Regions from separate parts of the Mus musculus genome. Here region 1 is linked to region 2. A link is a loop called in an ENCODE intact Hi-C map of the cell type or tissue named here. Cell type or tissue: left cerebral cortex. All regions are shown on one strand. Each heading gives the region's core, and the rest is flanking DNA. Links, peaks and the distances in the headings are about the cores only. Region 1 overlaps Tenm4 (teneurin transmembrane protein 4). Region 2 overlaps Tenm4 (teneurin transmembrane protein 4).

Region 1 (2,916 bases), core at 158-2,657, 110 kb before region 2:
TAATCTAATGACTAAAATTAGGCAAACGCAGCCAGCTGATACACATTAGGCATCGCCCCAGAAAGGAAGACATCAAATAAAATATGACCAAAACCCTTTTTATGTCTCCATTCTCTTAACTGCCCATGCAAATCAGGCAGAGGCCTTCCAAATACAAAAAAGATGTTGGGATCTGTGTATGTGCTCAGAATCCTTCTTTGGGTCAGGTCACCCAGGGAACACCTCTTGGTGCTATCCCCCTTTCTCATGAGCGAGCACTGAGTCTCCTGTGTGCCAGGCAAGCATGGTGGTTAAAACTTTACATTGAAGTTTTCCATTCCACATCATTGCACTGTGAAGATCTAAAGCCATTCATCCTATTTCACACAGGAGGAAACTCATGCTTGCAGAAATGAATGGCAAGCTGCAGGCTACCCAGGAGGAAGTAGATTCAAACCCAGCACTAAGTATGTCCTCTCTGGGGCGACCCACTGAAGCTGGGGACAGCCAGTTTTGTGAAGTCTGACACAAAACGCAATGGTCACCACTTGCAGCCTTGTATTCAGAGGACTAGAGAGGGATGGTCCAGATGCCCAGGTCTGTCCTGCATCTGGATAGGCAGGACCTGAGGTCTGGGCAGGGAAGGCCATAGAGGAGCAATCATGTCCAAACCATGGGAACTGCGCCTGCCTGAAGGAACTTCAGAAATAACATCTCTGTTCCTCCCTCTCAAGGACTCAAATGTGGCACTGAGGAAGATTTCTAAATGTCAAAGCCTCTGTGAAGATTGTCTGCCCGCCTCCTTCGCACACACTTGAGGTCTGCGCTATAATTACAGACACTCTTCCCTGGCCCTCCATATTTGCCTTGTCTGAGCTCATCTGTGCTGGGCTGTAGTCAGTGCAGGAAAAGCATTGCAGGCAGACTCCCAGGGGAACTGTGTTGTCCCAGCAGACTGATGGGGAAGACTGGTAATTGTAGGTGGAAGGCCAAGGCAAGAAGAGAGGCAGCAGCTCTGGGGAGCCTGGTGTGAGGCTAACAGCTCACACCACTCTTCTGGCCTTTCTCCAGTCCGAGAGCTGCATCTTTCAGCTGGGATCTCAGACTTCCCGAGGATCATGGGAACTCTGGGACCCTCCAAAGTCATAGTTCTTTCCCATTTTCTCAAGGCAGAGGCCAGTCAGACACTAGCACCTATTATGTACAAGGCCAGGAAACAGGAGTAGAGAGAGAGGCCGTTCAGGTGCCAAGGTTCTCTCACAGGTCAGGTTTCGGGCTATGAGCCATAACTGCAGACAGCATGGAAATCAGTAAGACCCTGGGTGCATGTCCAGTGCGATTGGGCTGGAATGGACTGATAGGCTCTTGTCAGATTTGAAGAGAGGACCTAAGAGAAGCAACAAACCACTAGCAGATGGCAGCTTGCAGCAAGCACACTGCAGGACACTTTGTTCAAGGCCTCAGAGACAGTCCCTAGAGGTCTTGAAGATGGACACAGCTAAATGATAGGGACAATGGATAATACGCAGGGACAGTGTGAGCAGAGGCAGGCAAGCAGAAAATAGAGGGAATGTGGTTTGCACCACTCAGAGGCAATTAATTTAATTAAGCACTGCCCTCCTGATGTCTTTATGGTGACAGGGCTTGTTACTTAACTCTTCCTGTGTTTTTGCCCAGTGTCTCCAACTAGGTCATCTTGTCAAAACATTTCTTTAAATCTCTGGCTCTCCCTAGAGTCCACATAGTTCTCAGTGTGAGACAAAAACCACTGCAATCATTACCAACATATTGAGGACCACTTTCCCAAGTTGGAAAAGAACACCGACGGTGTGGCTGACATTTCTGAACATCCCTTCGAAAGGCCAGTCACCACCTCAGATGGTGAACGCAGATGAGAAGTAAATGCAGGTGACAAGTGTAGACACCCTGGCCACCTTTGCAATCCAGAGGAGCATTGTCCCGAAAGTATGACATATTTCAGTGGGCATTATAGCCCCAAAGACCAACATAAGAAAATAAATAAAACGTTCCAAGCTCAAAATACAAAGATTTCACTAGGAGGCTCACAAGAGAGGTGGGATGTTTCAGGACTGTTCTCAGAATTGGGAAGAGGTCACCAGTGTCCACCATCCTAGCCACCATTTCCCCAGACTGGAGAAGACTGGAGACAACAGTTCAGCTACACCTGTGTCTCCTCTCCTTCCCCCTGGCACCTGTGGTCTGCCGGGCACTGAACAAATCACAGAGTAGGCACAGGGTTACCAATCAAACATGGTGAAGCAAGAAGCAAGTGGTTAAGGCCAGTGTGTCTTCTTTACAGTCACTCAAGAGCTGTCCAATCAGAGGGTCTCATTCTTGATTCCATATGCTGTCATCATCTTGAAATTTGCCAAATAAGTTTTGATTAGGGGCCCTACACTTCCAATGTACGCTGGACCAAATGAATTATGTGGGCAGTTCTGGATGCGGAAAGAAGACTTTGCCATCTGACTCCCATCCTTCCATTTGACAGAGAGGAGTAAGACTGTTGGGGGTATGGCCACGGCTGACAATGTTTGAGAGAGAGCAAGGTGACTCCATCTCCTGGGTCAATGAATGGTACAGAAATGAGCATGTGACCTAGTTTGGAACAAAGAGACTCAAAGATGGCTTCTTGAAGATACCCTTTGGTTTTTGTTGTTGTTGTTGTTGTTTGGTTGGTTGTTTGGTTGTTTTTTTTTTTTTGTTTGTTTGTTTTTTTAAATCAATAGATATGAAGCCAGTCTTTGTTCATCATTAAATGGGCTATACTGTTACTAATAGCCATCTTCCAGCTACAAGGGGAAACAAGCAATGGAGAGTGCCTGGTCCCTTCACAATTTCATCTCTTACTTAAGCAACTAACCCTCAACCTACCCAATCTCCCGGCCTCCTTTGACATAATATAACATGCCTCAA
Region 2 (2,916 bases), core at 327-2,826:
AATCCCAAAGACAATTCACTTTTCTTTCCCGAGAAGGTGTTCTGTAAAACTAGCCTGCAGCAACGTAGCTACTGAATGCTAATCTATTTCTGAATGTGTTTACTGTTTACAATATCCAGGGGCCTTGAGGGGGAGAATCAGCTCTTGTTTTGAAAGCACTTTGTAGATGAAAAGGTGTTCAACCCTCAGGAGACTTGGTTGGTGGAAGTTTAGACAAATGTTTATTTTAATTTGCTGTGTTATAACTTATTAAAAAGCCTCTCCAGTGTGGAAGGACTATTTTGGGTCTCACAAGGGATCCAGTAGTTTTGAATAGCTTGTCATTAACTCATTCATTTGTTCAAGCAACTCTACCTGAGCACCTGGGCACCAGGACTGGTGAACAAATGCCACCCCCGGGACTCTGCCTCTGAACAATGACAGTGTAGGATCCCAACACCCACGGGAGGGTGGGATGGGGTGGGGGCTGGGGGATGGGTGGGGTGGCAGAAGCCCAGGGAGCTGTGACTTCTCCCAGCTGGGGAGACTGGGCCTTAGGAAAGTGTCAAGCAGGAAGTGACTCCATTTCAAAGGCACCCAGATTGTCACACAATTTAAAAAAGCAATTCTGGTATTGGGATCGATGTGTAATTTGAGATCCCCGGAGGCAAGCACTATTCTCCCCAGAGGTCACCCCCACACCTTTAATTTCTGAGCCACTAGGGAAAGTGGGAAAACTCTCCTAAGCCTCTGGCCCTAATATTCAAGTGCTTCCCAAACACTTTGGCTTTAGAGGTTCCTTGGGTCCTTCAGACACAACAATGTCTAGCTCTCAGCTTATTATCTCTCTCTACAGTCATGCCCTAGCATCCCTCACTGCATCACCACAGTTGCCTTGCCAACTGGCCTGACGGTTTATGTCCCTGAAAAATTCATACGTTGAAACCTAATTTCAGGCATTCTCTTAGTTTGAAGAGCTAAGGCACCAAGGAATTGATTAGGTCATAGGAACTCTGCCCTTATTTCTAGAATGAATGCATCTATAAAATAGGCTTGAAGAAACTGTTCCCCTTCCCACCATGTGAGGACATAGAAAAGGAACCAAGAAAGTAGGCCCCTCACCAGACGAGGAATCTACTGATCCTCTGATATTACACTTCCTAGACTTCAGAACTTCCAGCAATAACTTTCTGTTGTTTATAGTTTACAGCCTAAGTCATTTTGTTATAATAGGCCAGATGGGGCAAGGTAGCAGTGGTTCTCAACCTGTGGGTCAGAAACTCTTTCACAGGGGTCACCTAAGACCACCACTGGAAAACATAGATATTCAGGTTATGATTCATAACAATAGCCAAATTACAGTTATGAAATAGCATTGAAAATAAATTTATGGTTGGAGATCACCATGACACGAACTGCATTAAAGGGCTTCAGCGTTAGGAAGGTTGAGAATCACTGGTCTAGTGCTTGCACACAGCCAAAAACTATATCACAACCTGCATCCATATTCTCTCCTTCCCCCATCTATGTAGTTACACATTTCTCTGCTCCCTTGTAGTTAGGCAGAGCCATATGACTAAGCAGAGCCATGGGCTGTGAAAAGCAGCCAGAAAGCCATTTGCTGCAGAAAATGCAATCTCTATTACTCTGGATCCTTGAGAGACGATGCGGAGCAAAGTCTGACTAACAGAAGAAGCAAAGCCAGTTAAATCACGGAAACACCAGGATTGGCCTCTAATTGTTCCATCACAAATGCAGGCTTGCAAATACAGAAATACTGTTTCTATCGATAATTGCCAAAATCGGACCTGCAGGTATAGGTACTGACGGCACATTGGACAGTACCAAGGATACGGGAATGAATAGGCAAATAGGTCTCGAAACTGGAACTTGAAACCTAGAGTCAAAAGAAAATAGCCCATGCTAGCACCCCAATATCCCCTCTCCCCCACAGTGCTCCGCTGGTCTCTGTTTGGACTCAGGGTAGGACTGAACTTTTTGGTTCTTGTCTCTGAAACAGTTCTGTACTTATGACAATCAAAACTACATGCAGCTGCTGCTGTCTGCTTCAGTGCCCTGGGGAGGGGAACTGGTGGCCCATTTTATCCCTTTTCTACCAAACTATAACCCTGCACGCTTCCAGGGTTATATCTGGATTTGGCTCCAAGGTGAAGAGTCCTCAGCTCCCGAGGCCAAAGGCTTTCAGTTCTGACAGTTCCTTCCCCTATCTATACCAGATTAAATAATAGTTTCATCGGACCAAGTATCACTATATAATTTTTGGAGTTACTATCCCGAAAACATTCAACACATTTTAGTTGAGCACAAAAGCAGGTTCTAAATTTGAGACAGATTCCACGTATTTTCAAAAACAAACATACTAATGCATTTCATTCCAGCGTCACAGGTTTTGAGGTCCCTGTTAGGCAGAAGGGCAGAGTGCTCATACAAATGTCTCGCTAAGATGTTAGACAGAGCCTGATTTGGAAAGTGCTTCAATGGAAGGCCCTCGTCCAAAGGCAAGCAGGCTGGCCAGGAGAGTTCCAGGTCAGAGGAGGAGGAGCCACAGTCCTTGGTACCTTCATCAAGACTGTGTTTCCTACTCTTTAGTCATACTATGGTGGAGTTAGCTGGTGCTGGGCCAGAAACAAGGAGGAAGCTAAAGGCATTGAACACACACAACAGCAAAACGCTGAGATCCATATCCTAGCAGAGCTCCTTAGGATGCTGTGACTTTGGCAAGGTCCATGGCTTCATGATTCGGAGGTTTCTCTGTATATAAAGTAGAGGTAAGTATAGAAAGGAGTGTTTTAGTTTTTGGAGGACCGCACAGATTGTATTCTGCAGCTTGTTAGCCTGAATCCTCCTACCCCAAACACTTCCATATTCCAAGAACCGATCTAATGGATGAATGTGTGATGGCTGAGGGTTTTGCTC

What was found. Hi-C counts contacts between places; a loop is a spot of excess contacts. Peaks named below come from ENCODE experiments on the same cell type or tissue, not always from the same donor. Only the 100,000 strongest peaks of a DNase experiment are listed, where the experiment ranks them.
Region 1: a loop joins it to region 2, with 5 times the contacts of the local background. A loop is called at or near these places in 1 of 42 quality-filtered maps.

What each region holds. Positions count from the first base shown.
Region 1 is chr7:96,678,548-96,681,463 of GRCm38, reverse strand. All of the region lies in intron 7 of Tenm4 (teneurin transmembrane protein 4), which reads right to left. Among named protein-coding and RNA genes, the nearest start is that of Gm15413, 120 kb to the left of the region's middle. In left cerebral cortex, for the core only: no CTCF peak of the experiment used is centred there; DNase peaks (open chromatin) are centred at 809 and 1,331; H3K27ac peaks cover 1,449 bases.
Region 2 is chr7:96,571,866-96,574,781 of GRCm38, reverse strand. All of the region lies in intron 6 of Tenm4 (teneurin transmembrane protein 4), which reads right to left. Among named protein-coding and RNA genes, the nearest start is that of Gm15413, 230 kb to the left of the region's middle. In left cerebral cortex, for the core only: no CTCF peak of the experiment used is centred there; DNase peaks (open chromatin) are centred at 1,592 and 2,746.